Linked DNA regions of Homo sapiens: region 1 is linked to region 2. The links are chromatin loops, found by intact Hi-C in ENCODE. Cell type or tissue: GM12878. All regions are shown on one strand. Links, peaks and the distances in the headings refer to the core of each region. The heading gives the core; the rest is flanking DNA.

What was found. Hi-C counts contacts between places; a loop is a spot of excess contacts. Peaks named below come from ENCODE experiments on the same cell type or tissue, not always from the same donor. Only the 100,000 strongest peaks of a DNase experiment are listed, where the experiment ranks them.
Region 1: it touches region 2 in a loop (2.5-fold over the local background); 9 of 110 quality-filtered maps call a loop at or near these places.

The regions. Positions count from the first base shown.
Region 1 is chr10:107,130,708-107,143,280 of GRCh38, forward strand. All of the region lies in intron 1 of SORCS1 (sortilin related VPS10 domain containing receptor 1), which reads right to left. Among named protein-coding and RNA genes, the nearest start is that of SORCS1, 28 kb to the right of the region's middle. In GM12878, for the core only: no CTCF peak of the experiment used is centred there; no DNase peak of the experiment used is centred there.
Region 2 is chr10:106,706,816-106,719,388 of GRCh38, forward strand. SORCS1 (sortilin related VPS10 domain containing receptor 1) reads right to left here. Exons shown (of 26, transcript NM_052918.5): 7 at 2,408-2,526. Among named protein-coding and RNA genes, the nearest start is that of SORCS1, 450 kb to the right of the region's middle. RefSeq lists a silencer at 4,612-4,701. In GM12878, for the core only: a CTCF peak has its summit at 4,699 (motif pointing right); a DNase peak (open chromatin) is centred at 4,739.

The DNA.
Region 1 (12,573 bases), core at 3,076-11,075, 430 kb after region 2:
CCCCAGAGCTCCTTCCTCGCAGAAAGTTTTCTTTTTTTTTTTTTAATCCTAGATTACTCTTTTAATTGGAATTAAAAAATACATAAATGAAATTTACTATCTTAACCATTTTTCAATGTACAATCCAGTTGCGGTAAGTACCTTCAAAATGTTGTGTAACCATCACCACCATCTATTTCCAGAATGTTTCCATCATCCCCAAACAGAAACACTGGAGCCATTAAGCAATAACTCCACGTTCCTCCCTCCCAATCCCCCAGTAACTTCTAGTCTACTTTCTTCTGTCTTTACAATTAAATTTGCCTATTCTGTATAACTCATAGAAGTGATAAAGGCTAGAATTTGAACTCACTTTTCAAAGCCTCCTTGTTGCAAACACCACGTGTAGGTGTCCAGGTCCTATATACACTCTCCTGCTCTTTATAGTACCTGTCCTTAGTTCTGAGCATTCTTGCATTTGGGCTTCTTTTGTATTTCTTTTAATGTTTGTCCCCTGGTGTTGACACAGACATTATTATTGGCATGTCCTCTTCCCAGGTCTCTGACTTAGATCTTTCACATCACATTTCTGCCTTATCCTCTGACCCAACTCCTGCTCCTCCAAGTCTTACCTCTTTTTTCTAAAACTAATCTATCAACTATAGAGCCTCCCTCAAAAACTGCTGTTCCCACAGTCTAGCTGCAGACCATCTCTTGGATGTTGCAGCATTTTGGATGAAAGCCTCTCTCTTTTGGCCCGATGCAGTGGCTCACGCCTTTAATCCCAGCACTTTGGGAGGCCAAGGTGGGTGGATTACCTGAGGTGAGGAATTTGAGACCAGCCTGGCCAACATGGCGAACCCCCCCATCTCTACCAAAAATACAAAAATTAGCCGGGTGTGGTGGCAGGTGCCTTTAGTCCCAGCTACTCAAGAGGCACAAGAATCTCTTGAACCCGGGAGGTAGAGGTTACCATGAGCCTAGATCACATCATGGCACTCCAGCCTGGGCCACAAAGCAAGACTGTCTCAAAAACAAAAGTCTCTTTCTTTTATACTTGAGAATAATGCTAGGCAGAGTCTGCTACACAGAGGATGCTATCATGAAAATCCTCTGTGACAAAAATCCTCTGTGACTGAGTTATCGTCAATCCACTTTACAGACTGAGCAGCCGAGGCACAATGATAGGTGGGAAAAATCTTATCTTCCTTTCTTTCCACTTCTTTCTTGTCCACTGCCCTTAGCCTCCGTCCAACAATGAACCACTGCTGTTGGCTGAAAAATAGAAAATTTGTTTTCCATCAATGTTTCTTTCTTTGAGAAGAAAGTAGCAAAGTAAAACCTAGAAAGTTAAACTTCTCAGACTCAACTAAGTAAGAACTTATAGATAATTCTCTTTTGCCTAGCATTTAAAGGCATCGAATACAGGTCAATTTCTCTCTCTCTCACCCTCTCTCCCTTTCCCCTCTTCTTTCTCTTTTCTCTCATCTTTCCCACCCATCATCCTTACCTCCTCAAGACAGTCAGGTTTTATAAACTCCAGGCAATCCCATTATTTATTCCTATACCCAAGCTTTAGCTATGAATAGACAATTTCACATTTTTCCTATCCAAACCCACCTATTCTTAAAAATTCAGTGAGAGCCCCTCTTGTTTAGCACTATCCCACCCATTCTGCTCTTAATTCCGGTGCCATATGTTAATTTACACAACATAGCACTTAATTTTCAAATTAGTAGTTCCTTAGTTCTAGACTCAAGCTCCTTGAAAACTGGAGTTATGATGTTATTTGTACCATGTACCCATCATGGTGGCAAGCAATCTTTAGCACGCTAACAGTAGACAACAAATACTTGTTTCTTGATTCGATAATTCAGTCACAGCTGGGCTGAAGTTTATCTCCGTACTGTCAATGAAATAAAGGGCTGGCTAAGCAAATTAATACTGTAAACATAGAGAATTTGGCCTACTTTATGTGAAAATCAACACACTATTTTAAGCAGCACTTCCGTGCCTAGTTCCATTCAAACAATCGATGTGCTGATTGTGATTATTGTCTGTTTGTTAAAGCATTAACCAGATTCACTAAGATTACCACGTTCAACAGCCCCGTTGTTACTCTATGTGTATAACCATATTTCTGCTATTACCCTTCTCATATATTTCAAAAATAAAAAAAAATAAAAAACGAGACCTTGTACAACTAACTCAACATACACACAAGCTTTTCCCTTCCTTTGAAACAACAATCACACTTTTGGAAGAGTCAGAGCAATTTTGTTTCGTCCCCCTTATCAGTGTGGGGACAAAGGGAACTTTCCTTACACCCGCTGAAGGTTCAGCCTCTGGAATAAACTAGACAGGAGAAAAGACGTACAAATTTATTACATTCATATTCACAGAGTCTGACAAAATAAGAGATTCAAAGAAAGGCCAGATTGGTTGAATTTTAAATAGAATTTTGAACTACAGGAATAAATAGGAGCTTGAAGGCTCCTGCAGAGAAACTATGAGAAGGTGAGGGGAGGAACTGCACTGTGAACGAAGGTTGTCTTTTTGGGTGGATACAGCTTTTTAGGCAGCAGTCCTCAGAAGAACAGGATCCATGGACCTTTGGTCTCCTTTCCAGTGAGCTAATCTTTTGATTGATATTATAGGGAGGGGGCTCAAGACAACTGCATTCCTTCTGCAGAAAAAACTTCCCTTACTTAGATAAGGGAACTTCAGAGAAAGTCCCTCCTGTGTTTCAGGAGGGAAGGGTAGAATGCCGGAGAAGGTCAGAAAGACCTTGATTTTGAGGCTATTTCTGAAGCCTTTCAATATCCTTTATTTCAGAGTACTCAGTGTGCTGAAGCAGTACATTTGGGGGTATCATTTTCTGAGTTCCAACATCAGGTACAGAAGATGTTTTTACAGGAGTTAGAAACCCAGGCTGCTGGAAGGCCTTTGTGGGAAGAACCCACAATTCAGCCTCATTGCATTTCTTACTTTCTTCCCTTGTGTCTGTTTCACCAGCCTTGGTGCATGTATGTAACTGCTGGCACTTGGAGACAACTGTTGCAGTTTTCTAACATTCAGAACTTTAGAAATGTGCCAACCAAAAACAAATCTAGCTGTATCTGTGAAATGAATGGAAGTCCAACAGATCCCCAGCTTTCAACTTTAGATTTTCTTCTGTCTTTTCTGTCTGTCTAACAAACATAAATAGCTTACTCAAGCAGTCCTTTACACTGTGTCAAAAGACTGCTGAACGAAGAAAACATATGCAGAACTACAGCTTCCAACAAACTTTGCCACAAATTGCTGACATTTCTGTGTGAGTCAGAATTCTCTCCCTATGCACTGCTACTGTTGCTATTATTACTACTAGTAGTAGTAGCAGTGCTAGTAGTAGTGGTGACAATAAAGGAGTCAGAGGGTCTTCCTGGCCCTGGGAAAAGTAACTGGCATACTTTCACTCTAATAGGTTGGGGACCAGGGGGAGTTAGAAACTGATGTCAGGAAGGAAAAAAGGAATTATGTGGCCACAATTAATTCCATCAAGAAGTAACTATCATTTTACTGCAAATATTTCACAACTTTTTAAACTTTACGCTTTTAACTCCTACTGACCAGCCTCCCTTCTTTCTACCTCTAACTAAAGTGAATAATTTAAGATTTACATTCCATCGGCCAGGCGCGGTGGCTCAAGCCTGTAATCCCAGAACTTTGGGAGGCCAAGGCGGATGGATCACGAGGTCAGGAGATCGAGACCATCCTGGCTAACATGGTGAGACCCTGTCTCTACTAAAAATACAAAAAAATTATCTGGACGTGGTGGCACGTGCCTATAGTCCCAGCTACTTGGGAGGCTGAGGCAGGAGAATGGCTTGAACCTGGGAGGCGGAGGTTGCAGTGAGCCGAGATCGCGCCACTGCACTCCAGCCTGGGCATCAGACCGAGACTCCATCTCAAAAAAAAAGACTTATATTCCATCATTCCACAGTAGCTTAGTGTAACTGGACCACAATGTAAGGGTTGGGGTGGGATGAGAAATCGGACAAGTCAGCAGAGGAAAAGTCATTATCGTTCCAGATACACTATAGGGAACCCGGAAGGATTTTAATGGGAGTACAACAATCAAATGCATCTTTCAAAAACTTAACTCTCGTTGCTCAGATGATGTCCTGGGCCCTTAGTTGAGTGGCCATGGCTTTGCCTGTGATAAGAAACACACAAGGAAGAGATTTGGAAAGGAGAAAAAGGTGCTGTGGGAATGACACTCATGCTTTTCTGCAGGTAAATATGTACAAATACATCTTTCCCATAAACTCCATGTGGGTGAGGATCTGTCCTGTCTGAACACAGGGCCTAACACATAATAGGAGCTTCCTAAATGTTTTTCAAATTTGAAATTTAATTCAAATAATCAAAAGGGGACTGTGGGAAAGAACAAATACATGGGTAATTATTCGTTATGGTAAATAATTTATTATGGTAAGATCATTAGTTTCTTTTAATGATTTTATGTCCTTTCTAAAACAATTGGAAAATTATTTGCATTATTCACATATGTGCCTCTCTCCCCTATTGAAATATGAAGTCCAGAAGGCTGAAGACTATATTTACTTTCCCAGATGGCACTGAGCACAGTGCTTTGCACATAGTACATGCAAAATTAAATGCACTGAAGTATAAAAATGGCTGATATCCTCTTCTCATTAAGCATTAAAGAGGCAAAAGTATCATACACATAGATCAGAATTCCCCTCAACAAAGAAAAAATATACCCAGACAATTATGTCACCAAACGTAACTTTAATTGTATCAAATAAACACAAGTTGCTGGAAAAATCATGAAAGGGCATTGATCAAACTATCCTCCTTAACCAGCACCTGCCAATCCAGAAGGGTGCTCCTTATAGAAGCTCTGATATAGAATATACATTGGAAGTTTCCTAATGGCTCCAGCTATCAGTGTATCTGATTAACACCGTATTGTCCAGAAAGCAATTACGTCCAAGCATTATTCTCTACAATTTTGTAGAAGAAAGAGAATATTATAATGAAACGACATATATTAAATACCCAGTAAAGTGCCTGGCCAGTAGGAGACCCACAATACCAGACAGCCATTGTTGGGTTTATGTTTCTTTTTTAAAGTATTATTAAAATCACATGTCCTTTCATAAAATAATCCCAGGTGATTTCTAGAATCAAAAGCCAGAAGACAGATTAGAGAAGCTACTAAAAGCAAAGAGGGAAGAAAATACAGATATTACATATGGTTGTTATAGCAACTGAAAGCAGCCCCTGATCTCTCTCTCATTCTTTCCCACCTCTTGCTATGATCCTGTTTTCAAATAAATAACCTCTGGTTTTTCTTTTAAATTGTCCATCAAGATGAAAGGAAAAGGTGGCCCTTGTTTAGTAGTAAAGAGTGCAGTTGTAGAAAAAAAAAATTGGGGAAGAAAAAAAGGATGAAAAGAAAAGATAACTTAAAATCAAGGAGGCAACATTGAGAAATCCATTTACGCAAAACTTAGGAGGACGTTTTTCACCAAAGACTTTTCACAGGAGTGACTCTGGAACCCATATGCAGGGGAGAGGACAAAAGTCCTGGCTTTCTTCATACAAGTGACCTTCTGAAATCCTAAAAACCAAAAAGAATGAGAGAACGGAGCTCAAACAATAAGTCTTTACTTTCCTGAGCCAAGTTATGGGTTCCACATAGCCTACAACAAAAACACAATGCATCATGTTCAGATTGCATAGCCATCAAAGCTTGAAAACAGTGGGTTTGCTGCAGTAGTAAAGGGTCTTGGAGACCTCAGAGTTTCAGTGCAGAAAAAAAACAAGGCTTAGAGAGGGAAAATGACTTGTCCAAAGTCACAACTGGTAAGTGAGAGGCCGAATTAACAATAATATCCAACACTTGCAAAGTGCTTAGGTACAGCAGATGCTGTTTTAACTGCCTCACATATATCATTTGATCTTCATAACCACATTGATTATTAAGTCCAGGTTAAATATGAGAATGGAGGCACAGGGAGGTGAAACATCATGGCCAAGATCACCCAGCTAGTAAGCAGGAGTACCAGGTTTCAAGCACACGCTATGTGATCTCCGGTTTCACATTCGTAGCTAATTCGGTCTACACTGACAGCCTCCCTGCACTCCACCAGAACTCCCCTCCGTCCCCTGCTTCCTTTTGCAAATTTGAGAGGACCAGTCAGCTCCACCTAACTCTATCTGGGAACAAATTCCCCTCAAATCACTCTATCTTCTACAGATGTAAGGCCACAGTCTAGCCCCTACTCTAGATAAAATCTTGTCCAGTGTTCCATTTTGGAAAGGAAATGTTTCACCAACAGAAGAATCTGGGGCTCTGTGGTCGTAAGGCTCCCCATGGGCCCTTTAACTCTTGGTTCCCATAAGGGTATCCCTTAATGTAGCTACCAGCCTGCTGACACAGCCATCATTCCTCCAGCCTGGAAGCCAGGCACTAGAGAATGCTGAGAAGTAGGAATGGCAGAGGATGAAGCCAACCTTGGGTGTTATGTAGGCACTGGATGACACAGGTGCCAGAGCATTCCGAGGCCAACTGTACTGATCCTACTGGGTCCCAGTCTTTTTTGACCTAGAGGAACACTTTAATCTAATCTCATCCTGTCCTGGATGTCAGCATATAGTATACCATTCTTTCTGACCAGACTCTGCATCCTCCATCCCCGACAACTCAAATTTCAACTCCCTGAATTTATTTTTACTGCCCTGCCAGACTAGCCTACATCCCCTCCATATGTACTAGAATGTATCAAAAGTTCTGCAATAGTGTCAGTTACAAGAATATTCATAGCAAAAATATCTGTCCCAAAACTGAAAACTACTCAAGTATGCACCATTGGGAGCATGAGGCCAGGTGTGGTGGCTCCGCCTGTAATCTCAACACTTTGCGAGGTTGAGGCGGGCAGATCACCTGAGGTCGAGAGTTCGAGACCAGTCTGACCAACATGGAGAAACGCCATCTCTACTAAAAACACAAAATTAGCTGGGCCTGGTGGCACATGCCTGTAATCCCAGCTACTTGGGAGGCTGAGGCAGGAGAATCGCTTGAACCCAGGAGGCAGAGGTTGCAGCGAGCCAAGATCATGCCATTGCACTCCAGCCTGGGCAACAAGAGCGAAACTCCGTCTCAAAAAAAAAAAAAAAAAATTCAATACTGTTAATTTTATACGCTTTTTTAACTACTCAATTCCAAGTTCCATGAAGGCAGAAGCCATGTGTATTCTGTTCATTACAGGATCTCTGACACCTATTACGTTCCTGAAATATAATAAGCCTTCTATATGTGTTAAATGAGTTATTGAGTGGAAAAATTTCCATTATTATCACAATAATCACAGCCAAAATAATTTCTCTTATATTTTCATTTCTGCAAATGGTATGGTGACTAGCACATAATAGGTGGTCAATTAATTTTTTTTTAAATAAAAGAATGAATCCTCTATCTCCTAAATGATCTCTCCACCCCTTAAATCCTTTCTGAATTTCATGACTAACCATTCTTATTTTCATGTGACTTTCCTTAGTTCATTCTTTACTTAAAATATTTACTGGCTCCCCACCTGTACATAAGAGAAAGACAATACTTGGTGACTAGGATCTGAACTATCTTTGCAGATTCGTTGTTTATTATTCTTTACGAGGATCTATCTGTCCAAAGAGAATGTGTTTTCTTACTGCATCCTTTTCATACACAGTTTTTCCCCTCCTATTTTTCCTTGCTTGCTCCAACCCTCAGTAATCCTACCTTCCAGTAAACTGTGCCCAGGGTTGATGGTCTACACCACTCATCAATCTTTTACCCATTCTTCGTCTAAGATAGGCAGACAGAGACATCAGTTCACATTTACATTTTATTTCTCATGTAGATTATTCACACTTTGAGGACAAAATATCTTCTTTCAGGCTTAGAAATTATTTTTAAGAGTAAAGATTTTCAAGGCAATTTAATTGTTCATAAGTGCACTTCATGTGTAGAGTACATCTTAAAATTTTAGGAGATTTCTCACTGAAGCCAAATAACATATTTTGAGGAAAAAAATGTATGTGCCAGGCCCCTGGGTAAGTGAAGCCTCAGTGCCTCTACGCGGTCCATACTTTCCGCTGTCCCTCACTGCAGACTGACCCCCACGAGCAGGCTGGAACAAATGTTCGTTGCTTCAAGATATTTCATCCCAGGGACAAACATATTCCTTTCCTAGACTTTTCACTCTTTTCCTCTTCTCTAGCCACGTAAGATGGAGTTTTGTGTGAGAAATTCCTCTGGTGCCAACCAAATGAGGGTAAACAAAATCCATCTCCCCTGGCAAAGTTTCTCCAATCTAATTTGTGTAATTACCTATCTCCCTAATGATGTGCTTGTTTACAGATTAAAGCTATGAATCTAAGCATGAAAATAAGATTAAATCTGATGAATTAAATTCCCATTTGCTTAAATCTTCTGGATATTCTTTCTTTAAAAAGAAATTGCAGGTAGAAAAGAGGATAAGTCACTAGTCTTGGAAAGCCAGAAACACACTTTTTAAAAACTGGAACCAAGCTAGTAATAGGCAGAGTTGTGCACTTAGTTTTAGCCATGTTGATATAAGATTGGCTTATTTGGAAACTCTGAAGAAAAAAAAAGTCAAGACAAAATGCAATTTCTATTACTATTTATCTATCTAAAAGCTTTCTAAATGAAATAAAGACACTGCCACCTAGACCCTGTGATCTGGTCCTGCAATCAATTGGTGACTGCAGTGAGCTCCTAGCAAATTCTAGGGGATGCCAGAGAGATTGGGAAGAGAGAGAGGGAGAGAAAGAGAAAAGGAAAGACAGAGGGGAAAAAACAGACAGCAGATTCTCAAAGGTATAGTCAGGCCCTGACACATATACACAATCAGTAGAGATTGGTGAAGCCCAAATACATGACGCAGTTTCATCACCAAATGGCTGCTATGATGCTCTCCATATGCCAAACCATATCATCTAGTCTTTTGGCAAGCTCTTCACTGAACTATTTATAGTGATTGCAGTCCTTTCCGAAAAACCTGGAATGACCAACACATGATATTAATAACCCAGACATGGCTAATAACTGGATCATATTCAGCAGCTCCATGCACCTGGCCAAACACTAAGTGCTTCACGTATGTCCTCACCACACTCCTATGGGGTTGCTAGCATCAGTCCCGTTTTGCCTTTGGTGAAATTGAGATGTAGAGTGTTTAAGTAATTTCTTTGAAGTCACCTGGCTAGCAAAAAGTGGAGAAAACTCAAACCCAGGTTCATGGGCCTCCAGTGATTATCTAAAGCATGATATTCCACTCCTTCATCAGGGCAAAGCTAACACTGCAACAGCATTCAAATTAAATCCAGTAATAAAATAATCTCCATCTTGACCTCACAGCCAGTCATGTTTTTCTGTTATCTACCATTCAAAAAGAAAATACATGTATATTTATGTTTATGTGAACACACATTAAATATCTCAAGTTTCAGCCACCAAACTTTCCTTGCAGAATCTATGAAGTTGAGTTTACCACAACATCACAATAATTCTTACATACTGATTCCAGCAATACAGGGCTTCAAAGACTTCTAGAAGTATGCTATGTTAAAAGTTGTTAAAATTCAAACTTCTAATTTCATGACATGTGCAGTTTTATTGTCAGCAATAATTCCACAATATCATTTTTGTGGTTTGCTTCTTTGTGGCTGACTTGTAAATGTTGAGTTTTCAAACAAATGAACAAACATTTGTTCTTATTGGCCCATGTTGTCACAGACTGAGCTAAAATTCCACGTTTACTGTGAATGCCTATAATGTTTTTTAAGTGAAATGCATTCTACAACCTGCCTTTAGTAGAAAATTCTTACATTATGAAGGCCAGCTGTCTTACCAACCATTGTGATAAAATAGCTAATATTATGTATATATATTCTTGTATATACCTATACATAGTCCCATAAGAAATTGCTTTCAAGACATCTATAGCTCTATTGTCTCAAGACATCATTCGATATCCCAACATATAACACACATGGTAATTCTGGCTGAGCATTGGACAAAATGCTTTACATGCATGATCTCTTGTAATACTCAAGTTAACCCTGTTAGTGGTCACAATATTAGTTTCATTTTATGAATGATGAAATGATCTTGGAAAAATTAAATGACCAGTCCAATATTTCCCGACTGGTAAACGGCAGAACCAGGAATTCAAACCCAGTCTTCAACTACCACATTACACTGACAGTGTTTTGAACCCTTTATGAAAAGCAAGGGCATCCACACTCTGAAGTCCTTCACAGCATATTTAGTTCAGTCTCTACAGTCCTCAGATTTCTCATCTGTAAAATGAGGACACTGGAGAAGATGACCTCAGAGATCTTTCTTCTTCGTAAGCGACCCATGTTAACTACACTCAGTTACCAAAATCAGACTGGTGGAAAAGCAAGGAATGAAAGGTGTCTGGCAAAAACCCATGTGCACTCAAGTAGAGTTCATAAGATTCTGGACTAAGCAACCCCCTGGGCTAAGTTTTATCTTGGCTACTTTTGTAGAGAGGAACTCAATGGAGGGGAGGGGCACACACACATTATTTAATACTGAAACAAATTAAAATTATTATTGTCTCCTCCATCTAATAACATAAACTTCAGCATTTCCTTCCAGAGCCTATTGTTAACATTGTTCATATTCTCCAAGCTGAGGAAGTATGCAGTGAGCCCAGTGGGGATTATTGGACTATTTTTCAAAAAGGTAGTAGTTATGTAACACAGACTTGCTCTGGGGCAGTGCTCAGATCACTGGCTCAAAATTGTTCCTGGCTCATTATCATGTAATAAAAAGAAGTTATTATTACTGTTCCTAGTCTGTGTGTATGCAGAAGTCCCACGCAGAGTGCAGTGGTAACGGGCATGGGGCAGAGGAATCCCTTGGGTTTCCAGTTAAGGCCCTAATTGGGTCTATTTTAAAGGCTGCCTGTAACAAGGAGGAGTTTGTGCCTTTGATCATGACTCCCTAGATGCCTGGCTTCCTGTTGCACTCAGGAGCTTCCCCCAGCACAGTCCCAGCAGTATGTCCTGCACACAGGGAACTATGCTGAGGCAGCAGAGTGATTTTCTGTCTGTGGCACCATCCCTTCACTTCACTGAATATTGCACAATCAAAAACACCAGCATTCACCTTCTTGTAAAATAGTCTAATTCCTTCTCCTAGACTTGCAGTGCTATGGGAAAGCAGTTCTTGGCAATTTAAAACACACCTGAATCTCCTTCATTCTAAGGAGTGGGAAGATAAAGTGGAGGAGGAAAAGAGATTGGGGCACCTTGAATTATCCTCCCCAAGCAATTTAATCACTTTAATCTCCCATGGCTTTCCTATTCAATTCTAGGGAAATGGACCCTGGCTTGGCCCTCTTATTTGCTACTTCCCAGGGGCCATTCTCCATTTACTTGTGGTTTCCAAGTGCAGCCTTTGGCAGAGGTTTGCGAGGAGGAAATGATATTAAAATGTGTGCCCAGGAGATGCAGATTCTAGCAGAGTTCCTACTAGTGACTGATTTTTACAAACGCCAGCTTGTGGTGGGGAGCTTGGATTTTGTGGCACAGAGAACCCGCGCTGCAAGAAGCAGCTAAAACCACAAGTGTTCTTCTTCCCTAAGTGTTCAACTACACTCCAAAATGTTTTAAATCCTCTTCGTTAAATGACACTTCTCAAGTACTAGTGTGAGAAAGGCACTGTGTTAGGCATAGTGATGAAGAAAGTAAATGTCCTCTATTCCTTAAAGCTACTTAGTATTCACTTTGAGTATTTATTAAACATCACACTCAGAAGATTTATCCACAGTCTAAATTTATATATTTTATTTGTGCACTGGTCTATATTAAAATGTCTTAGTATGGCTCAAATGCATACTTTCTATTCCTAGAAATCCCTCTCAATCATTAGTACTTCAGTCTAATGTCCAGTTTCACCTGCGGTTCTTCTCCCAGCTCTTCTTCAATGCCATCATCACTAGATCATAGGTAGGGTGACACTGACAGGGTTATGGAACAGATAAGGCCTTGGTTATTGTCCAGTCTGGCATTCTCATTTTGAAATGAAGGAAATAAGCCAGAGAACTAAAATTACTATCATTAAATACACAGGAAATTTGTGATGGAACTGGGGCCAAGACCAACGTGTCCTGACTCCTAGCACAGGCCTCCCTGTATGTAGTTTCTAAAATTGCTAAGGTCACATATGTTATACCTCCAGAAGCAAAGGATGAAGTAGTATATAACAGACAAAGGATATCACATCACTCTTGATCATACACATTTTGTGACAGACTGTGTGCACTGGCCCTGCCCTCTATAGTGTTATCTTGAGAAAGTAGGTGTAAAAATCACAAGTACCATCGGTATCCATGGTCAGGCACTCACACAATGCCCTGAAAATGAGTTCAATGGATGAATTACTCCTACAAGTAGCTTTGCAACTGGTCTCCCTTTTTTCTATGTTTCACCCATACAATTTATTTTTGCTATATATGCTTTTCTTCCAAACTAAAATGCTGATTA
Region 2 (12,573 bases), core at 1,654-9,653:
GTCAGCGGCCCAAACTGAACCTACTGGACAAAAATACAATTCTTAAGTTTGCACTGTGACTCAGATGCCAGAAAACATTTTGAGTTATTTTTTTCAAATGGGGTACATTGGCTGATTGCCATCACCAGCCCAGGTCTCTAGACCCAAGTCTATGACCCTACAAGTAGGTCCCTGTGCCATATCAGAATGAAATGGCCCAACCCAAACAGTGGCAGAGCTGGAGGCTCACATCTCTGGGCACTGAATTCCAGTTTGATGGTGTTACACTGATGATTATGGGCACATGGCACAGACAGGAGTGCTGGCATATTAGATGGAAAACCAGGCTAGGATTGGTGTCCAAATTCAATCTAGGTCTCTTCTATTTAATTTAATTTTTTTTTTTTTTTTGAGATGAAGTTTCACTGCTGTTACCCAGGCTGGAGTACAATGGCACTATCTCGGCTCACTGCAACCTCCGCCTCCCAGGTTCAAGTGATTCTCCTGCCTTAGCCTCCAGAGTATCTAGGATTACAAGCCCTTGCCACCACACCTGGCTATGTTTTGTATTCTTTTAGTAGAGATGGTGGGGGGGAGGGTTTCACCATGTTGCCCAAGCTGGTCTCGAACTCCTGACCTCAGGTGATCTGCCCGCCTCGGCCTCCCAAAATGCTGGGATTACAGGCATGACCCACTGTGCCCAGCCTTTTTGAAAAAATTTTTAAAGCTAAATCTCACTCTATTGCCCAGGGCTAGAGTGCAGTGGCACAATCATAGCTCATGCACCCTTCAACTCCTGGGCTCAAGTGATCCTCCCCAGGAGCTGAGACTACAAGCAGGTGCCACCACAGCCAGTTCCCCTCCAATCTTGTCCAAAGCATGCAGCCCAAAGAATCCTGGTGGGTGTGAGAGAGGGCAGGAAGGTACAGAGGGCAGGTAGAGAGGGCAGGTGTGGTCTCCAGCCAGCACATGAGCAACCTGCAGGCACAGTGTCAAGGGCACCACCACGTCTCTCTCTCTCTCTCCTACACAGCCACTCTTAACCCCTCTAAATGCCTGGAGTTTCAATGACAGCTGGAGTCTGCATACTCAGAATGTCAACAAATGCGCATGTTCATCACATTAGGAATGTGACTTGGAAAGTTATCATCTTCACCGTCATGTGGCCAGATGACCTCTTAGGTCTAGTGAGGGGTTACAGGATGTTCATGGTGGCATGGGTAAAGACTGTGTGAAATTCCAAATGCAGAATTGATTCTCATTTGTAAGTCATAGATGTGGATCACAAAGTGTTATTAGAAACCAGAAAAGGTTCCTGGGAGCAGCACTGATACAGAAATGAATTATTATAGACAGAACCAATACATGTAACTATTCGAATGTCCATTGACAACTTGATGCTGAAATTGTCAGAGTATTAATTACTAATTTCCCTGAAGAATAAAGAAATGGTGTGTGTGTGTGTGTGTGTGTGTATGTGTGTGATCATATGTGAAACATTTTATAAGTACACAGGGTGGTAGGCATTTAAACAAATTGCATCCTCAAAGCATGTAATTAAATATTCCAAATCACAATTTCTTGTCGAAATAAATGTAATACTGTCTAGAATGGGTCTTTATATATATATATGTATACTTTTATATATACGTATAAGCTATTTAGTAATTGTACCTTTGTCATTTTTAACATGGAAGGTGGTAACTGAGTTTTAAAATGCATTGTCCAAACAAGCTTAAATTTTTCCTTGAATGCTGAAAAGCAGTGCAGCGTATTTGCTTCTTGTCTCTACTAACAACTCAGGAAACGTCAGCTTCTTAAACTGTTCTCCACTCTCTTGGGGGTGAAAAACCTGGCTGAATACATCTGCTCTGAAGTGTCTTTATTCTAATCACAGTTGGTGCATGACAATAAAAGCTGATTACTCTCCCCCTGGCCTCTGCCTCCCACTATCTCCAGCCACCCCACAGCTTCCCTTCCCATTCCTGCTTCTCCACTTTTAAGGTGGGTATTGGGGAGGGGGCTGATTGGCTGACCCTTTCCCAGATAGAAAGAGACTGACATATTTGTTCAGTCCCTTTGATAACTGGGAGCTTCTTTGGAATGCAGGTGTGGGGGACAGATCGTACTGTGCATCATCCTAGAGACAATCTCACTACTCTGTGCGATGCCTTCATGACCCCATGTTGATAAGATCCTCTGGACACAGCCCAAAGAAATTCATGACTAGTCTGTTAGTATAGAAGATTCCACACTCACTAATTATCCTTTTATTGAAAAGATAGTGATTTTCCCCTCTCTCCCTACCTCCTTCCCTCCCTCCCATCCTCTCTTTTTGACTCTTAATGGAGTGTAAAGCAGGCAAAAGGGACAGAAACAAGGAAAAGAAAGGTTTCTGAGACAATCAACAGAAGTGGATTTTTCCTACCTGAACAAACACATAATGATCCTGAACAATCAAAGAGTCTGGGTCAATGTAGCCTGGAAAAGGCTGATTCCTGTTGGCCTCTGTACAGTTCTGCATTCGGCAAGTTAGATAATGTGAATCTGAAAAACAAAAACAAAAACAAAAACATGGGGTTGAGGGGGATATACAGACAGAGATTTACAGTCAGGGTGGACGTTTGATATTTCCCTTACCATTTCCAATTTTTTTTTTTTTTTTTTTTTTTGAGATGGAGTCTCGCTCTGTCGCCCAGGCTGGAGTGCAGTGGTGCGATCTCGGCTCACTGCAAGCTCCGCCTCCCGGGTTCACGCCATTCTCCTGCCTCAGCCTCCTGAGTAGCCGGGACTACAGGCATCCACCACAATGCCCGGCTAATTTTTTGTATTTTTAGTAGAGACGGGGTTTCACCGTGTTAGCCAGGATGGTCTCGATCTCCTGACCTCATGATCTGCCTGCCCTGGCCTCCCAAAGTGCTGGGATTACAGGCGTGAGCCACCGCGCCCAGCCACCATTTCCAGTTCTTTAAACAAGCCTCACAGTCTTTGTTAAATACGTTATTGTCATTGTTATTATTATTTAAATTATTATCATTATTATTTTACTCACTTGCTCTCAATACCACCTACATCATCTCCTGGTGCTTCCACCAAGTCTTGATATCCTAGAATACTAAATTCTTGCTAATTATTTTTTTCCCTCCCAAACCCAAATGAAAATATTTTCAAAAACTGGCAATAATACTTGGGATTTCATGGTCAATTTTTTCTCATTAGTAGGTTTCACCTTCACACTTTGATCTTTGACAAAGAGGAAAACACACATACATCTAATCATTCATCATCTAATGATAAAAATGATGTGGTTATAAGATTCTAGGTTAAGTAAGATAAGGGTTTTTCTTTCATAATTCATTAGAAGTAAAACAGAGCCGGGAGCTGTGGCTCATGCCTGTAATCCCAGCACTTTGGGAGGCCAAAGCAGGTGGATCACGAGGTCTGGAGTTCACAACCAGCCTGGCCAAGATGGTGAAACCCCGTCTCTACTAAAAATACAAAAATGAGCTGGGCGCAGTGGCAGGCACGTAAAATCACAGCTACTCAGGAGGCTGAGGCAACAGAATCACTTGAACCCAGCGGGGCGGAGGTTGCAGTGGGCCAAGATCACGCCACTGCACTCCAACCTGGGTGACAGGAAAAAAAAAAAAAAAAAGCAAAACCGAATTGGGAGGAGTTCCTTGAGTTAAGACTTTGCTTTTACTTTACAATTGAATCAGTTGAGACCCTGGATCTCACCTGGTGATAAATACAACATCAGTAATGACAACTCTTACGTCAGTTTGGTCGCTATTGCTGGAAATACATTTTATCAGGGAGGCTATTCCTGTTTTTTGAGCACACTATCCTGGCCTCTATCTAATCAGATTATGTTACTCCCTTACTTAAAACTCCTTTTGCCTCATTGTATTGAGAATAAATTCAAACTCTCCACCACCCACCATGCCAACCCTCCAACCTCCCCCACTTCTCACCATGCTAATCTCTTCTACTCTCTCTGTGATTCTTCTAATCCACCCTACTTTATGTTCAGGAAGTTGGCCAAACTTTCTACCACTTTAAAGACTCTTCATTTGCATTCCCTCTGCCTAAAATGCTTCTCCCCAGGCTGTTCTCAAAGCACGTTCTAGATTTCAGCTAGCTCACTGTTACATCTGAGGATCTTCCATAGTTATTCTTTATCACACACCATCCTATTAATTCTTTCTATGGAATTTATCACAATATAAAATTACCTTGTTATTTCTTTCTTACTGAGCCGTGCTCCCATTAGAATGTAATCTCTATAAAGACAAATGCCTTTTTTGTTTTTGTTGTTGTTGCTGTTATTCACTGTTGTGTCCACCAGATCCTAATACTGTTCCTGGCACACAGTAGGCAATAAATGAATATTTGTTGGAACATGCCACTTATTGAAATATATCCTTTTGAGTATAAAAAAGGAGTTATTTTACTTGTTTTTGATGCTTAATGAGTAGGTGGGTTTGATTTTAAGATATCAGAGACTTATGCAGAATTCTATTTTTCCAAATGAAAATATCAGAAGATGATTATTTACAGGAAATAGAGGTGGGGAATAGTATGTAGAGATAGATAAGCTAGATATAAGGATTCACTAAAGATTTCTCTTAAGAAAACTAGGAAGGCGGAATTGTCCAGGACCACCTTTACTTAAGGAACTTATGTGTACCTACCTGTATTCTGCAGAGTGCCACTAGGGGGCGGCATGCACTCTTGCTCCCTCTGACCAATGACTGATGGGGTTTCTGATAACCTCTCAGTAGACAATGGTGGAGAGCCTTACACACCATCTTCCTTCACCCCACTGCCATTTCCGAAGATGGGGATAGCTCTCAAGTGCTTTAACCTGTCTAGTCCTGGTGAAGCCACCTCCAAAATTAAATTAGAGTCCTCTATTCTTCCTTCCTCATCTCCTTTTTCAGGCATTCCTGTAATTTCACGTTAGAGCAGAACACAGGATCTTTTTCCTTAAAGACAGTTTCTGGGACTATCCCTTCCCAGAACGATCCTCCGTCTAGCACACAAAATCTTTACCTCACAATTTTACACTCCACCAGACTGTTTTACAGCTTTTAAGTGACTTCTGTTTTCCAAAATGTAGCTTGGGGGTCATAGAAACAATGGAGATTTATGACGATAAGAACTGGGCTTGAATTCTGGTGTGGTTTATTTATTAGCTGTGTAGTTCATAAGAAATCCTTTCATCTTCCTGAGTCTTGCTGTTACTGCAATGCTAACCAATGTTCCATCTTGGTTTTTCTGTTCATGGTACTGAAAGCGAATCACTGAGACAATGAGTATTGCTAAGGAAGAAGACTTGAATCAGATGCCACAGCTGAGGAAATGGAAGATCAGTCTCAAATCTATCTCCCTGGCAAACTAAAATTAGGAGTTTATATAGCAGGGAAGAAATGTAACAATGTGTGGGAAAATAGGAATTAGGGGGTGTAAGGAAGAAGAGCTGGTCAACAGAAAGCAAGTTGTCAGTTAGGCAATCAGGATGAGTGAGGGGTCTGGTATCTCATTGTCTAGATGCAGTGATCTGGTAAGCTTAAGTTCCTTGATGATACCTGGGAGGCCTGATGGTTGGTTTCCTGAGAAAGGAACTTGGATAAGAACTCGGATAAAACAAATGTAACTTTCTCAAGTTTGAAGACTGGAAGGATCAATTTCTGTGTTTATTCAAAAGAAAGCATAAACATCATGTTCTATGGGACAACTGGGCCAATTTCACTGCCTCCTTCATCTATTAAAGGAGGATGCCAATATCAACTATCTTGTACTTTAGCTGTAAGAATTAAAATAACATATATGCTAAATGTTTTGAAACTCAAATTCATACAAATGTTAGTTGTTATGATTAAGAATGATAATATTTCTGTTTTCTGTTTTGCCACCTTTCATAATGATGAGAAATTTTGGGAACACACTTAAAAAGACTAGTTAAGCCAAATTTAAATATTCCAGTTATATTTCTGAATCAGGTTCTTTGGCGAGCTACTGAACACCCATTGTTCTCTGGCTTTTTGCTGAAAAATCCAATATCGGATCTGTCAGCTCATCTTTTCTCCATGTGACTCAGAAGTTCCCATATGCAAGGAGGAATGTTGTCACTCTAAACCTACTCAAGCCTTCCTTCTCCACTTGCCATTGGTTGTTTTAGAAGAGGGTATTTAAACCTAGTACTGGTACATGAGAAGTGAGGAGAGAGCTTTTAAGGGGAATCTGAGAGATATCAGGAGATACAGCAGAAGATCTTCTGCCTCTGTAAACACTGTGTCTCAATGTGAATGGCTCTAGGTTTCTGGTTGCCCAAAGGAGCCAGTCTTACAGTCAAGCTTATATAACGAGTATGACAACTAGATGGAAAGTACCCATTTCCTAATGACATCATTGAGCTGTTGATGGTACTGAGCCTCAAGCTGCCCCAACCTCTGTGCTTCTTGTTATGTGAGATAATGAACAAAAACAATGGCTAAACACAATGAGAGTTTGATTAGGAGGTCTTGACCTTCAAATTACAAATACAATTTCCAACTAGAATTTTTAAGACTGACACCTAATGAGGACTTGATGCATACACAATTCTTGTTTTATTTGTATTAGTGTCTGATGGCTCTTTTCTTTTCCTTAAGACCCTGTACAAACATAAGATGGAAAATAATAACATACCCTTTTCATGTTTCTAATTCACCTATATAGAAATTATTAATCTAAGGAATTTAGGGAGAAAACAAAGATGGAATTTAACATTTGTTGTTCATCTGTGAGCCAGGCAGTCTGAAGCATGTTCACATAGCTATAGCACGTTTAGTCTTCACAACACTGCAGAGTATACCAACTGACTTTGCAGATAAAGAGAATGAAGCTAAAAAATAGTGATGTGTAGAAACGGCAGTATGTGGTTGCAACGTGGTTAGACTGACTCCAACTTTGGTTTATTTCTAGTATACTGTGTTGCATGAAAAATCCCAGTAAGTTTGGGGCCAATTTTTGTTAAGTATATTTTGGCTTCTATCTAAGGTTCAAACAGATACCCCAAGATACAAAATAAGAACACCTTAATATTTTTGTGTGGTAATTTGGCAATATGAATCAAGATACTTAAAAATGCAGGACCAGCCTGACCAACATAGTGAAACTCCATCTCTACTAAAAACACAATAATTAGCCAGGCATGGTGGCACGTGCCTGTAATCCCAGCTACTTGGCTGGGAGTCTGAGACAGCAGAATCACTTTAACTCAGGAGGTGGAGATTGCAGTAAGCTGGGATCACGGCACTGCACTCCAGCCTGGCAACAACAGTGAAACTCTGCCTCAAAAAAAAAAAAAAAAAAAAAAAAAAAAGATACCCTTTGACCTAGGGTTTATTTCTGAGAATTCTATCTAAGGAAAAAAATCAAGGATCAATGCAAAGATTCAACAACAAAGATATTTATCAGTGTTATTTATAATAAAAAATTTTGGAGAAAACATAATGGCCAACAATAGAAAAAGAACTTAATAAACTATGGAACATTTAGAGTTTGCTATTAAAATCTTGCTTTTATGAGGAAATGCTTAATATATTTTATATTATAGAAGTAGGTTACCAATTAGTAATATTATTCCAATGTTAATTTCCTAGTTTTGAAAAATATACCATGGTTACATAAAATGTTAACATTAGAGGAAGCTGGGTATAAAGTACATGTATTCTGTACTATCTTGGGTGACTTTTCTGTGTATCTAAAATTATTCCAAAATAAAAGTTTTTAAAAAGTAGGTTACCAAAATACGTGCATTATGGACCTGAGTTTTTTTGCAAGTCGTATATATATCTATAAATGTATGTTTGCACAGGAAAAATAAATAAAAGATATATATGAGATGTCAACAACAGCGGAGAGCCACTAATGTGAAAGAGTTGGCAATCTTTACAACAAATCCCTAGTCCAGCCCTTCTACAGCCGGGCAAGTAGGGGAGCGGGGAGTCAAGATGGACTTGTGAGATCAACTGTCTCTAATCTCTCTGCTTGTTCTTTCTCTACTTCCCATGCCTCATATTGCTGTTGAGCTGTGCAATAAGCCTATCTTTGGTCTGAGAATTACCAAGTTTAAAATAGGGACACAAGAAAAGCCCCGGAAGAGGTCTTCAAACCACTTCTTGCTCTGAGTGGCTCAAAGTGAAATTTGCAAGCTGAAGGGGAAATGAACCATCTTGAACAGTCTGCCCGTGGTAAAGTGTTCCTGGTTTGTTCCCTTTCTCCTCCTAATGGAAAACAGAAAGAAACTGGCTGCACTTCATAATAAGGGACCAAGCACTCATCCCCCTTGGGGCTTGCTGTAATAGTATTAAGTATGATGAACTCTTTCCATATTCAATTCTGGTGAGTGTATGATGTGATTCCATAGGAAGTATCTTGTAATTTGGCATTAATTAATGTCAATTAATGCATGCAACTGCTAGACATTAGAATTAATTTCATTACTTTTCCTACACAGATGTTTTCCTTGCCATAGGTAATTAGGACACTGTGCTGTTCTTTTCAAGCATCTTCACTCTCTGCAACAGCTGCTGCTTAGAATAATGCAATCCCCATCCACCCAAAACCTGTGCTGTTCTAGAGAAGGGAAGCTGCTTTTAAAAAGGTAGGCTTTGAACAGAGGATCAGAGGTTTAAATGCAGGCTCAAGGCCTGCTAGCTTAGTAAATCACTCCACGTCTCCAAACGCTGATCTAGAAAATGGGAACAAACAATATCCATCTAGCCAGAAGTTATGACATTTGATGACCTTAGTCTTGAAATGTGTTGAGTCTAGCGCCAGATTAGACTGTACTCACATAATGATAGCTGTAGTTGGTATTTAAGTCCTCTCTCTGTAATCACCAATACTGCTCACTGTGTCTCAAGCTAACCACCTGTAAAGTGCTAAGGATATTTCTACCTGAGGCAGCTTCTTTCTTTTTCTTTTTTTTGAGGACAGAGTCTCACTCTGTCACCCAGGCTGGAGTACAGTGGCAGCGATCTCAGGTCACTGCAACCTCCCGAGTTCAAACAATTCTCCTGCCCCAGCCTCCCGAGTAGCTGGGACCACAGGCGCATGCCACCACGCCTGGCTAATTTTTGTATTTTTAGTAGAGACAGGGTTTCACCATGTCGGTCAGGCTGGTCTCGAACTCCTGACCTCGTGATTCGTCTGCCTCAGCCTCCCAAAGTGCTGTGATTACAGGAGTGAGCCACCACACCCGGCCACTTCTTTCTTTTTATATTCAATTTTTGTTTGGGTTAAAGATTTTTTAAGTACGTTTTTAAAAACACCATGAAAAAATATTCTCCTTATATAATAATTAATACAAATACAGATCTTCTGCATAGGCAGCAGACAGCACTGCCAAATAAGTAGGGCTACAAGGAGAATGTGGAAGTCATCTCTGCACCCAACACACAGGGCCAATCAGCAGGTGTGGCAGGTGTTCCGTCTTCCTGTTGGAGCTATCTTCTAGGTCCTAGTTCCATCTCCAGCATGGCGTGTGACTCTGAGAAGGTCATCAACCAAGCTCAGTTTTAGACTATTTCTTTACATAATGAGAGTTATTAGAAGCTTAGAAACAAAACGGATGTTAAAAATCAGACTATGACTTTAAGATCCAACAAATCTTTACCATAAATTATCCACTGAAACCTGTTTCCTTCCCACTGCTGCCAAAACAAAACAAAGCTCTGTGATGTTGCTGGCAAGTCTGTGTCTTGAGGGCTTCTGCTATTTCTAAACAGCATGCTTAACTCCTGGCTGATTCCCTATGTTCATTCAGAGTTCTGCTGGCTTGAACAGCCTTTTCCTTTCCTGTTACTCAGTCCAAATACTTCCTGGACCTTCTTCTGTGAACTTTTTCCTGGGGCTTAGACAAACCTTTCCATCCCCAGAATGTCTTCATTGATAACAGCAGCAGCAGCACTAACCTCCAAAATAACCAGAGCAACCTTTCCTCGGGGTCAGGAACTGTGCTAAGTGGATCACATGTTTTTTTCTCTCTTAAATTTTGCTTAAAATCCAGGCCGGGCTCGGTGATTCACACTTGTAATCCCCAAACTTTGGGATGCCGAGGCGGGTGGATCACTTGAGGTCAGGAGTTTGCGACCAGCCTGACCAACACAGCAAAAAAATATATTACAGGTCTCTGGGACTCTATCCATCCATTCTATCATTCAACAAGTGTTTATTTAGCACCAAATACTTTAATTTTCCCTAATATTGTAGACGTTTAATTATAAACAAAGCTAGAAACGATGCAGGCAAGCATAAGCACTTTGAAACTCACCTATTCCTCATTGTTTCCACTTGGAAACAATTTAAATCAGCAATTTAAGCAATCTGTTTAAAAGCAGAACAGATTTTAAAGCCCATACAAGCGCATATAACTTTTCCTTTTGTTCTACTGCTCTATTACTTATTTTGAAACTTCTGTATTAAATGTTCTCACTCATCACGCACGCACACACGTGTCAACACGCTGCTGTTCATATACACTTAATTCCTATCAGGATTCTAGTGCCCTCTGTCACATGTACCAGCTAGAAATTGAGAATGTCAAAAGTGAGATTCTAGTCTTGGTTCCAGAAAGTCTACACAGAGGACAAGATACTTCTGTGAAAATTATAGACTTACATCAAATGTTCTAGCTTGGCATGATGAGTGTGATTTAGCATTGCTTTCTTCTGTGAAATTTCTTGATTTGGGACCAGTGTAATTGACTAAATATTGTATTTTATTGTTGGCCTTCAGGCATTCAGGAGACCATGACTACTACAGGGAAAATTCTGGGATCATAAAATTTAGCCAAGCATGAAACTAAAAACTGGGAACATGAGAGAGAAAACAAAAGCACACTATTAGGTTGGTGCAAAAAGTAACTGCAGTAATTGCCAAAAACCGCAATTACCTTTGCACCAATCTAATAATATAAATACAGAAAGTTCACTGTCCAATTACAATGCAGCATGGTGAGCGCATTCTAGGATGAATGGAAGTGCTATGGGCTTGCCGGTGAAATATTTAATCCTCATACCTCTGCACAGATGTTTTACTCTGTGCTAGAAACTTTTCCTGTGACTCTGAATTTATTTCACTTTGTATCACACAGAGCTGTGGACTTGTTATTCTTTCATGGCCTATTTAGTCCTCTTTAGGCTAGAGACTATTTTACTATTCAGACTATGTTATAGAGTGAATTACTTTCGTCAGGGATGGGGACATGATGGAAAAGCTGAGGGAAAGCCTAGAAGGCTGCCTGGAATGATGACAAGGATAACTCATTATTCCAGAAAGAAGGAGCACTGGGCAGGAGCAGAGAGGCAAGAGAGAATGTGAGATGTGTTTGGGGAACACTGGCTGTGTGTTTTGCGAGAAAGTCCTACTGGAAACCCACACTAGAACCTAGTTTAGTTGGGTAAAGACAGAAAATCATATACAAAGTCACACTCAATCATGGAGAACTGAGAAGCACATCACATAACTTTCTGTGTCCGCAATTGGTTCCTTCTGGTGGGTTCTTGGTCTTGCTGACTTCATGAATGAAGCTGCAGACCCTCACGGTGAGTGTTACAGTTCTTAAAGATGGTGTGCCCGGAGTTTATTCCTTCAGATGTTCAGATGTGTCCAGAGTTTCTTCCTTCTGGTGGGTTCGTGGTCTTTCTGACTTCAGGAGTGAAGCCGCAAACCTTCGCGCTGTTACAGCTCATAAAGGTAATGCAGACCCAAAGAGTGAGCAGCAGCAAGATTTATTGCAAAGAGCAAAAGAACAAAGCTGCCACAGCATGGAAGGGAACCCGAGTGGGTTGCCACTGCTGGCTGGGGTGGCCAGCTTTTATTCCCTTATTTGGCCCTGCCCACGTCCTGCTGATTGGTCCATTTTACAGAGTGCTGATTGGTCCGTTTTTACAGAGTGCTGATTGGTGCACTTACAAACCTTTGGCTAGACACAGAGTGCTGACTGGTGTGTTTTTACAGAGTGCTGATTGGTGGATTTACAAACCTTTAGCTAGACACAGACCGCTGATGGGTGCGTTTTTACAGAGTGCTGATTGGTGCGTTTACAAACCTTTAGCTAGACACAGACCGCTGATGGGTGCGTTTTTACAGAGTGCTGATTGGTGCGTTTACAAACCTTTAGCTAGACACAAAGCACTGATTAGTGCGTTTACAAACCTTTAGCTAGACACAAAAGTTCTCCAAGTCCCCACCCAATCCAGAAGCCCACCCAGCTTCACCTCTCATGTCCAAATTAAGTTTACAAAGACAGTAGGGAGTAGGGGAAGGAGTTAAAGAGCGACAGAGACAGAGAGAGAAGGATAAAAAGTAGGAAGAAAAGAAGAAAGCAAGCAAGAATGAAAAGTGGAAAGTGGGGAGGAAGAAATGAAACCATTTAGCTCATGAAGGAGAAAGCATACAGTTTCCAGTTTCTTCTCCAGGTGTTTTATTTTTATTTTTGGAAGGGGGAGTGAGGGGAGAAGGTGTGCACATTTACTTAGATGTGTCTACACGCTATAAGATTAATTTCAGAACAGAGAGACACTGCCTCTAAGACATGTG